2 separate regions of the Homo sapiens genome follow, and region 1 is linked to region 2. Evidence: chromatin loops called from intact Hi-C (ENCODE). Cell type or tissue: transverse colon. All regions are shown on one strand. Each heading gives the region's core, and the rest is flanking DNA. Links, peaks and the distances in the headings are about the cores only.

Evidence for each region. Peaks named below come from ENCODE experiments on the same cell type or tissue, not always from the same donor. Only the 100,000 strongest peaks of a DNase experiment are listed, where the experiment ranks them.
Region 1: a loop joins it to region 2, with 7 times the contacts of the local background. A loop is called at or near these places in 2 of 110 quality-filtered maps.

The regions. Positions count from the first base shown.
Region 1 is chr11:12,395,560-12,400,941 of GRCh38, forward strand. The region is part of intron 1 of PARVA (parvin alpha); the gene reads left to right. Among named protein-coding and RNA genes, the nearest start is that of PARVA, 21 kb to the left of the region's middle. In transverse colon, for the core only: no CTCF peak of the experiment used is centred there; a DNase peak (open chromatin) is centred at 2,632; H3K27ac peaks cover 5,000 bases.
Region 2 is chr11:12,677,261-12,682,642 of GRCh38, forward strand. The region is part of intron 2 of TEAD1 (TEA domain transcription factor 1); the gene reads left to right. Among named protein-coding and RNA genes, the nearest start is that of TEAD1, 5.5 kb to the left of the region's middle. RefSeq lists enhancers at 1-379, 2,935-3,494, 3,058-3,775, 3,462-3,756, 3,776-4,493 and 1 more. In transverse colon, for the core only: no CTCF peak of the experiment used is centred there; DNase peaks (open chromatin) are centred at 3,231 and 3,571; H3K4me3 peaks cover 1,656 bases; H3K27ac peaks cover 5,000 bases.

The DNA of each region.
Region 1 (5,382 bases), core at 156-5,155, 280 kb before region 2:
CCTGGGTTAGTTGTTCAACCCATGACACATATCTTGCTTGAAAGGTACGGTGCGGCCCAGATCCCAGCTGCATGTTAATTAAACAGTGAAAATCCATCAAAGACTCGGCCTCTTCCACTGGCTAGTTCTCCTGAGTCCCAGGTGAAGCTTGCTCATGGCTGGCCAGGAGGACCTCCCAATTCTCCACCTAAAATCAACAGCCAACACTTGGCAGCCCAGCTTCTGACCCAATGCAAATTAAGCCTGGCATTTGGAGATGGTATTAAACGTCCTAAATCAATATTTTGGAGGCAGAATCAGAACAATTAAAACCCTGCTTTCCTATTCAGACCATTGGAATATGAGTGGATATAAGATTTTCAGTTCACTTTTAAAACTCAGAAGGTTGAAAAAGAAAGATTATCCTTGGCAATGCTCTGAGCATAGTTGATTCCATCTTCAGCATCTTTTCCTTTTATTTGTATACGTATCCAACATATGTCAAGCACCTAGGGACCTCCATATATTATATCACATTTAATCCTTACAGGAACCCTGGGAGGTCCCAATTTTACAGATGAGGAAACTGAGGCCCAGAGAAGTGAACTGACTTGTCTAAGATCTCTCAGCTATTAATTGGTAGAACAGGGATTTCAACTGGTTTCTTCATACCAAAGTCTAACTCTTTGCCCACTATAACACAGCTGGCTTTTCTGAAGTATTTATTTTTCATTCATCAATAATAATTATTAATAAGATAAATCAACAGTGACAATAGAAACTGTTTAATAATTTACCATTTTTCTAGTCTTTAAAGGTGCTGGCAATTTGTCTAGTTTGTCCATTTGTTCAACAAATGTTGATTGTGAGGCAAGCCTGGGAAGGAGGTGTCTGGGCCCTGGAAGCAAAGTGCCTGGTCCTAGCACACACTGGCTGTGTCACCTGGGACAGGTTCATCATTCTCTCTGAGCTCCAGTCTCCTCATCTGCAAAATGGCATGACTAGCACTGTCTCATAAGGTTGTCTTGAAGATGAAAGGAATTGATACTTGTGAAGTGTTTAAAACAGGGCCTGGCCCTCAGTGGGCATTCCAGAAATAGGATCCCCTGCCAGGCATTGCCCAAGCTCTATGTCTTTGCTCGCATGGAACTTCCTCTTGTTCACAGTACGTTTAACCAGTTGGTATTATGACTTCTATGTGTATTAACCTAGCTAAAACTGTTTAGGTTTATGGTAAAACAGAATTTTTAAAGGGTAGAAATATAAAATGAAAAGTAAGGGCCCCCTCTTTCTTACTTCCAGGCTTTGACTGTAGTAGTGTAGCCTGTGAGAAATGCTTGTTTTGTTCTTTCTTCCTTTCTTCCTTTCTCCTTTCCTTTCATGTACTTGTTTTCTTTCCTTTCCTTTCATGTACTTGTTTTCTTTCCTTTCCTTTCCTTTCATGTACTTGTTTTGTTTATATACAGCTGCAATATTATTGTTAAGAGTGTTCAGCGGTTTATTCTTTTTCACGTACCTATTTGTCCTGGGTATGTTTCACATGGGGGATTGACCTCATTTTTATAAACAGCTTTATGCATTGCTTGGATGTGCCACTCAATGCATAAAGGTGTTTAATAGGTTCCCTATTGATGAACATTTAAGTTTTTTTATAGGCTGAAAGATAATTTATTTAATCATATCTTTCATTTATTTATTCTTATTTTTAGAGATGGCGTCTTGCTATATTGCCTATGCTGGACTTGAATTCTTGGGCTCAAGCAATCCCTCTGCCTCAGCCTCTCCAGTAGCTGGGGCTACAGGCATGAGCCACTGCACCCAGCTTAAATTTATTTTAGTGTTTTGCTACTCTGAACAATGCTGCATTAAACATGCTTGCAAACAACATTCTATGCCAGTTTGTCTGCACAATAAATTCTTAGAGGTGGAATTGCTGAGGCAAAACGTTTTTAAGTTTGGATTTTGCTGGATTTTACCATATTGCTCTCCAAAAAGGAAATGATAGAGAAGAAAAACACCTACACACATTTTAGTAAAACTCTTATTCTTGTTAAGAATTCAGTCTTGAAAAGAGAGGGTGGAAACTAAAAGTTATCCGGATCTCTAATCTTATTGGAAATACTTCTCTTTAGCCACACATTTTTAGGCAACAAATTCTCAGGCTCCTAGCTTCAGCATGTTGGTTCAGACAGGATGTTTTGGATCTCAAGGCGAAATCCTGTGTGTTCTTAACCATCTCTCCACTCCCAAGTCCCCTGCCCCCATTTTCTGGGGGAAGGTCTTTTTTTTTTTTTTTTCTTCAACTTTGAGGATAAACATTTAGAGATTTCACACTCCTCTGGATGCAGAGGGGCCAGATTTCTGACGAGAGGAGGAAGTCATGGAAGAGCATCCACACGCAGAGGTCTGAAGCCAGTGGTTGCTAAGTGTTCCACTAGCCCAGCACGGGCCTCTCTGCCCCCTTGAATTCCTCCAGGCCCAGAACAGCTGGGCCCTGCCAGTGTCCTTCCCTCTGCTTCCAGTCCATTTGGCAGGGAGAGATGGGAGTTGTTAACAGGCTGATTTCCTTTTAGGGATGACTGCTCCACCAACCCCCAGCCAACTAGGAGCAGACACCCAAATGATGAAGATAATAAATGACATCCAAAGCCATGGTGAGGAGGGAGTGTTGAGTGACTCACGAGCCCCTGCATCCTCCCGTTACATTCCAAGAGCTGCCCTCCTTGGGACTTAGATCACTCCCTGAGAACAACACCCCAACCAGGCTGCGGAGGAAGACCAGCTGCTGTTTGCTGGCCTGCATGACAGGGACCAGGTGAGGGCCCTGGCTGGAAACAAGTTCTGGATTTTTATTTTGGCCTGGTCTTTTGAATAGGCTGGTGACCCTGGCTATTGTAAGAGCCCTGACTGGGGTAGGCACAGGAGGACAGGGGTCCCTAGAGGCTAGACCGTGAACCCCTTATAAGAGCAGAAATGAGACACAGGGCATTTCTACTTTTATAAGGGGTTCACAGTCTAGCCTCTAGGGACCCCCGTCCTCCTGTGCCTAGCCCAGTGTCCTGGAGGGAGACAGACCTAATAGCTTGGTGACCCTGGACATGTCAGTTCATTTCTCTGAATCTTGGTTTTTCCTTCTACAAAATGGGCATAAGAACTCAATACCAGATCTCTAGTGTTAATAATTAAGGAGCTAATTCATGTTAAGTGCTTGGCATGGAACCAGGCTCATATAAAGCACTTAATATTCCTTGCTGTTATTACCACATATACCACTCCTCTTAACCCATGTTGCAAATAAGACATTGGAAGATATGGTCTGACTGTGGCTGTCACCCATGCCCATGACTTGTGATAATAATAGTGGGCACTTACATAGACCTTATTGTGTTCCATCACTTTGTATTTATTGAATTATTTAATCCTGCCGAACCCTATACGTAACTATGAGATAGGTTCTGTTTTTATCCCCATTTTATGCATGAATAAACTGAGGCACAGAGAGGTTGAGCAACTAGCCCATAGTTAGTAAATGGTGGAGCCAGGATTCAAACCAAGATTGTCGGTTCCAAAATCTATTTTCCTAACCATGATGTCATTCTGCCGCTCAGTATATATTACATTTCTATAGAAAAGTTTTCCAAACATAGCAGTCCACTGACATTTACTTTTCTCTGTTTTCTTTCATTAAAAAAGTTTTTTCTTGTAATAGCTATAAAGCATTATAAAAAATTTTGAACATATGGAAATATAACAATATTTTCCCACAGTGCTACTACCTACAGCAGAGGGGCAGTTCTTTTTTATTTCCAATCCTTTGTGGACTGTGATGTCCTACTGTGTGTGACTACTATGCAGCTTGTGTAACCTGTAATTCTCCACTGGAGTTGGACAGCAGTCAAGCTGGTCTATACCCTGTTCAACTAGACAGTGCCATGGTACACCCTCCTGAATGTCATAGCAATATCAAATTGCTAAATATTTCTAAATGTTTATTATAAGTTCTTGTCTTATCATGGACAGGGAGCAAACAGTTCCCAGGCTGATGCTGGTCTGCAGATCACACTCTGTGTAGCACTGACCTAGATAAACACTGTTTGCATTTTATCATATTTATTTCCAAGTTTCTTGTGTGTGTGTATTTTGTTGTTTTTAGCTTGTATATACTTTTTGATTTTTTTCTCATTACATTACCCATTACAATGTTACAGTAAATAATTCTTGTATATCTTCTTTAGTGACTATAATGTAAATAATATAGCCATTTGGAAGATGTACCATAGATTACCAACCTTTTCCCTCATTGTTGGAGCTTAGGTATGTTTTCAGTTATTTGCTGTCATAAAAATACATTGATTAAGTTTTATATAAATATTTTTTCCATATTTAGTGTTACTTCTTTAGGGTAAATTTCCTAGAATGGAATTACTGGGTCAAACATTATGAAGGCTTTTAAATTTCTTGATAGATGGCAGAAGGATCACTTGAGCCCAGGAGTTTGAGACCAGCCTGGGCAACATAGTGAGACCCAATCTCTATTAAAAAATAAAAATTAAAACATAAATAAATAAAAATTACTTGATATATATGCCTGATCAAATTCAAATTACTTTTTAAAAGGGATGTGCCAACATATGTTCCCAGCCGTAGTCTATGAGAGTGCCTATTTAACTATATTATTTTTAGCATTTATTGTTTTAATTTATTACATTTGCTTTGTGGGAACAACTTTAATTGTTTTTATTTGAATTTCCATGATTACCAGTGAGGTTGAATGTTTTTCGTGCATAAACCCATTTATATTTCTCCTTTTGCTTTATAATTAGTTGAGCACTAGAATAAAAATATATTACTTTGAGTAGATTTCAAACTACTTCAGATTGGAGGGCAAGTCAATGTGTGTAGAAAGTCTGTGCATATGGACATACCTTATCTCCACTGTCTAGATCCTTCTCTTTTTCTCTGCTCTTGGAATTGGGGAGTACTTTTATATGACCTTGATGGTCCTTGTCTTTAGAAAAATGCACTTGAATTCCAACCAAATACTATGTATTGATAATGTAGCAAGTGTATGGGACTTTTCTTGAGTATTTCCAATTATTTCTTCAGCCTTATTAAAAATTTTTCTTTCCTTCCGTCTCTTTTTTGTGAGTTGGGCCTATTTTGTAAGTATTACATACCAGTTTGAATTAATTAATTTTTGCAACTGTTTTGCATCCAGTGGAATTTCTGACATATTTTTGTTAATTATAGGGAAAGCAAGAAGAATATTTGAAATCTGGGTTATTTTGGGAACTTCTAGATGCCTGAACACAAATATTTAACTGTATTCCCATGTGATCTGTGCTATACTAGCAGTGTGGGCAAAGGGAGGCCTGAGGAGCAACATAGGCAGTTGGGGCTGGA
Region 2 (5,382 bases), core at 213-5,212:
GACTGATAGGAATTTCTCACTGAGAGGCTTTTCCTTGCCTTGTGGTACAATGTGTGCCCAGGCCCCAGCAGCAAACTAATTACACATAAGGGCGGGTTTGGGAGGGCAGCCTGGGGGGAGTCGGCTTCCTCCTCCCTTTCCCATTTCCTCTCTCCCCCCACTTACTTTATACAGCAGGAATTATATATTAGTATACTCACTTGGGAGACTGGAGTCCCCTTTTATTTAGAAAAAGGAACAAATAAGTCATAAGGAAAAAAATGTTCGAGTTTTTTTCCCTGCTTGAGCTTCAGCAGTTTATAAACAATTTTGTGTTTTGTTGGTTCTTAGAATACAGAGCAACAATTATGAGGGCATTTCTTAACGGGAACGTTTGGGAAGAATATACTTTTATCATCGGTGTTTAGATCATATTTGTCCTTACATTTTCAGCAGAAAAGTATATAATACGAACAGTTTAAAGCATGTAGATCCCAAATATTAAATAGACTTTTGAAGAAATGAGCTGTGACATTAACAATATTTTAAGGTTGGTTGCTTCAGAAATGGATTGATCTCTCATACGTGGTGGTCATACAAGAGCCTGGGCATTTGTGGGATTACTTTTCTCTCTAATCTCATGTGTTATGTGTTAATTGTGAGCATAATTATGCTGCCTGCAAATGAAAATTGTGTCTTATCACTCAAGGTTGGTGCAAATAACTGTATGTATGATCTGGTGGACTTAAAAATGACCATATTCACATACAGACAGTAGGTGGATAACACTTTTAAGCTCCATTTTAGGCACTTGTACCCAGTAGAGAGATTGTGAAAGGGAAAATAAATAAATATGAAAGCTGTGTTTAGAGGTCGAATCTGTTTAGTGGTAAAACTTTAGGGTCTGTTTTCTCCAAAGACTGAAGAATGTGGCCAAAAGAAGTGTCCAGATTTCTCTGTAGAACTGCAAGAAAATGCAAGCCAACCTTGTTAAATGCGAGCGTTACAGCTGCCCCTTTGGAGTTTAGTGACTGGAACTGCAAACTGCTAATGTCCAACTTTTGGACTCAGCCAGAAAAATATATTGTAAGCTTATTCCCCTTTGACAAACCTAGGCTGTGCTGCTGCTGGGCTGCTTGGGGACAGATTGATGGCTGGCACAATCTTTTATAGCTGCATGGTGCTTTTTCTTATTTTATAATAAGGCATAGATTACCTTGTGGTATTTAAGTTGCATCTAGAGTTGTGTTTGAACCACATCAGTGATACATTTTATTCTTTCATATTCATAAAAGTGATAAAATCAGGTAATTCAGGTCCATCCTACGCACTTCATATTCATGGTTGAGCTTTTTGACAGACACCTTATTTAGACCTTGTTGTATTGCAATTACTTTGTACCTCTGAAATCAGGGAAGTTCTGGGGCTTCCCTCTTCTTGGGATAGTTTGTGGAGTGCTAGTATATTTGGATCTAAATACTTGGAGTGTTTTTCTGTGGGTTTTTATTTTTTGTTTCAAAGCTGTGAACTCTTGAGTGTCCTCAATCTGTAAGATTCTCATTATGAGCTTCGTGGTCCATATTTGAATTTGGAATTGAAATTTGACCATTTTTTCAAATACATTCCAGTTTTGTAGTGGTACAGAATAGGGTAGCTTTGAAATATGTGTTTTATTTTAGTCAAAGTAAAAATGGGATGCCCTGGTGGGTGGGTTTTCAGGATGATGTTTCTTACAAGGGTAGGTTACTCTTAGCTTTTAAATTCTCCTTTGGTCCACTGATTTTTTGCATAGTTGAGAGGATTCTCAAAAAAATAGTTTCCAATAGTCCGGGAGTCTTGGCTAACTGTGAAACTCACTCGTTTCCTCTTCTTGATTGGATAATGGTAGTAGTGGTGGTGGTGGTGGGGAGTAGGGGGAAGGTCCTCGTAAAAACCTATCTTTTTTCTACCTTTGTGGCAGGCCAAGGGAAGGGTGTGTTACATGCACTACACCCACCCCGCCTTGTTTAAAACTGGTCTTTACTATCCTAATGCAATGCTTTCTATCCTTTTTCGTGATTCACATTTGTTTTGAAGGCTCTGTCCTAGGATTTCATTAGCAGTTTTAATTTGCAGGCATGGGACCCTGGAAAATGGGCTTAAAAGAAAAAGCTGGCTTATTGATGAACAAGTTAAGCATCCGTCATCTCTAATGGGAAATTCTGGTTGCTTTTAGGCATCTGACAGGTTTAGATGTATGTGTAAAGTGACTGAAACACTCTTGACTGGGAATATACAACACTGTTGTTCTTACTGATACATAAACTGAAAAACTGCTGCTAATGGTGGGAAATGTTAATTATGTGAGAACATATTGAACTTATATTCTCTGGCATGAACTTTTTTAAAAAAATGCATCAACTGTGCTGCTTTTTTTTTTAATAGGCACAGCTTTCTAATTATCATAATTCAGTTCAGCTCTGCTCTTGGATGGTGTTCAAGTGCAATCTCAATTTAACTTGAAAGGGGATTTTTTTTTTTAAACTTGGAATGTTTAAGAAAATTTGAAAAGTTCATCCAAGAATGTTGTCTGCTTAGGTGTGAGTAAATCTAGGGGAATGAAATGAGTGCCTTTCTGTAATAATTCAATAGATCCGAATATTAAGAAAGAGACTGTTTTTTTGCTTTGCTCTGTATCCAAGCATTTTTGTATAACCTGATGCTACACACTGCTGAGTTCTCTTTGAAAACCAGTGTTTTTCTAATAGATAGTAAACTAAATAAATGAATATTTTATTACCATCTGCAAAAATGGGAGTCTTCTAAGAGAGAAATACGCAATTGTTATGAATGTATTTGACAGAAATCATTGTTAATCTTTTATACCAACCAAGCCTTTAGAAGGTAATTGCTTTATCTGTTCCTTCTTTACTCTGTGACTTGATGGCATTTTGTGAAGGGAGTCGTCTTTGACGGCTTTCATCCCAGTGTCTGTATCCCTTAATTTTTCTTTGACTTTAATAGCTTTTCAAAGAAAAAAACTAAATGAAGCCCAAGCGCCTAATCCTCCAGGAATCAATTTTAATTGTAAGAAAGAACAACTTAGATGGGCCTTCCGACTTTCGTCCAGCCTGACTCCTTCTGCTGAGATGCGGAGAGCCCGCGGAAACCAAATGACTTCATTTGCTCTGGCACTTAAGAACCGAATTCACTTCCGTGGTGGTGAAATAAAAGGAGCCAAGTGTTTTAAATAGCCACTCCCCGAGGCCCGCCCGCCCGAGCCTGTTGAGAAAAGCGCATTGTCTGCTTGCAGCTCTAGCTGGGAGCCTGCCTGGCTCGCCCTCCCCCACTGGGCAGCTCCATTTCTGAAGTTGACATCTGGTTTTCTCTCTGTTCACCTGATCTATCCCCGTACACGTGCTCACATGCAGACTGCATGCATGCATTCTGCAGGTAACAGGGATTTGTGACATTAAGTGTGTGTGTGTTTCAAATCCCTACTGGGATAGGGGGAGGAACAAAGCTAATGGCACAAAATAAAATGTAAACACAGTAGCTGCCCCACATGCCGCCGCTGCTGGGTTTCTGTCTGATGGTGCTTTCTGGGTAGGCGTGCCTATTGTTATGGCAGCAACAGGCGGCAGAACTTGGGGCACCATATGGCGGATGTGGGCCTCAGATAAGCTGTCTGGTAATTTAGCTTATCAATAGCATTTTGATATGCTTCATTTTCAGATCACCCATTACTGTGGCTGGGGGTGTCTTGGGGGCTAACTGATTCTGAAACCATTGTGAGCCGATGCTTCCTTTGGTGGAATCTCTTTCAATCCTTTCTCCCTGGCTGCCTTTTCATCTCAAAGCCTTTGAGAGACAATGCTGGTTAGAGTTAGAGCTCCATTAGCTGAAGGAACCATCAGCCCCATCTTGAAATCCTGGGCACTTAGAAGACCTTGTCATGTATTGTCATTGAGAGAAAAACAGAAAACAGATACTTAATAGCATTTCATATTGTCTGAGCCGAGAAATTCTCTTAATTCAAAGTTGCTTTTGCTTTAAATATTGAAGGAGTAAGTTTGATACTGTTTTTAAATTTTGATGAAAGGTTTCTAGTTTTGTTATGCATTCAGAATACCTCCCTCATTTCCTTTCATCTTTAAATTTTACCTTAGCCGTAAAATGCAAAAATTATTACCATTTATATAATTTGAAATCAGGGAATGTGCCATTTGTAATTTGGAGGCAAGAAGCAGCTTCCTTCATGCTTAGAACTTGTGAAAGTGGAAAATGCTTCCAGAACACCACTCAAGTGTCCAGTGAAGCTGAAGCAAAACTAAAATCTCCCCTACTGATGGATTGGTAGGGGAACTCTTGCCTCAGCTGGAGCCAGCTTAGGGAATCTGCACTTAGTAGGTGGCTCAGTGGAAGTCTGATGGTGTGCATGACCATGTGCTCATCACCCATGTGACCCTCATTCACCAAATACTTGTGTCTCTGATATGTGGCAGGCATGGGGGAAGCTAGGGCGAGGCTGTCTGCCCCGCTCCTGTCTCCCGCTGCCTGCGTGTTCTCACTCACCTTTCCAGGCCCTGCACCTTTTCTCACATTTTGCCTTTTGGGTTTGTCATTCAGGGCACATAGATCCATTTACATGGCTAACTCAGGATGGTTCTGACTGAAACCCAGGTCAGCCTCTTTCTGTTCCTGCTCCAGGAAGCTCCTGCCACATCAGTGGTTCCCACCTTAGCATGTGCACTGCAGCCTCCATGGAGCTTTTACAGCCTGGGCACCACCTGTGTAGGCTTAGGTGCGTTGTGGTAGGTGCAGTGTGTCTGTATTTCTGAAAGGCCCCATCATAACATCCGCTCCTGGCTGGGAACCATTGATCTAGATATTCTAATTTTTGTCTGCAGATAGAATCAGGTTAAATTTGGCCACTTCAAATTCTGAATGTGATTTTCTTCCCTCAATATTTGTGAGGCAGTGTACCTAGGAACATAGGCTGAATCTTTATGGAATTCACTAAGATGTTCTTCATTGGTTTTAAAGATAAGCCTGCACAAAACTAAGGTCTCACCTTTCGATCCAGGGGAAGCAATAAAATGAACCAGAACCACCTTCTCTGCTCGGCATTCATTTACCTCGTGGGAGTGTAGCAGTTGTTTCCAGATGTGATTGTAGAGGTGTGTGTCACGGTTACTGGTGAGGGGCTTGAGAATGGAGTTCTGTCTGGCTGCTTATAGAGGTTTTGCTTTCTGAGTAGCAGGGATGCTCCTAGAGGTCGTTGGGTGGTATGCCTGGTGTTGGGAAATGAGGGGTAGGAAGGGTAATCCTGACGGCTTTCTGGAGATGAACTGTGGATAAACCACCCTGTTGTTCATTTTTTCCTTCCTTGTCTCTTCCCTTCACCTTGGGCACTTTGAAATC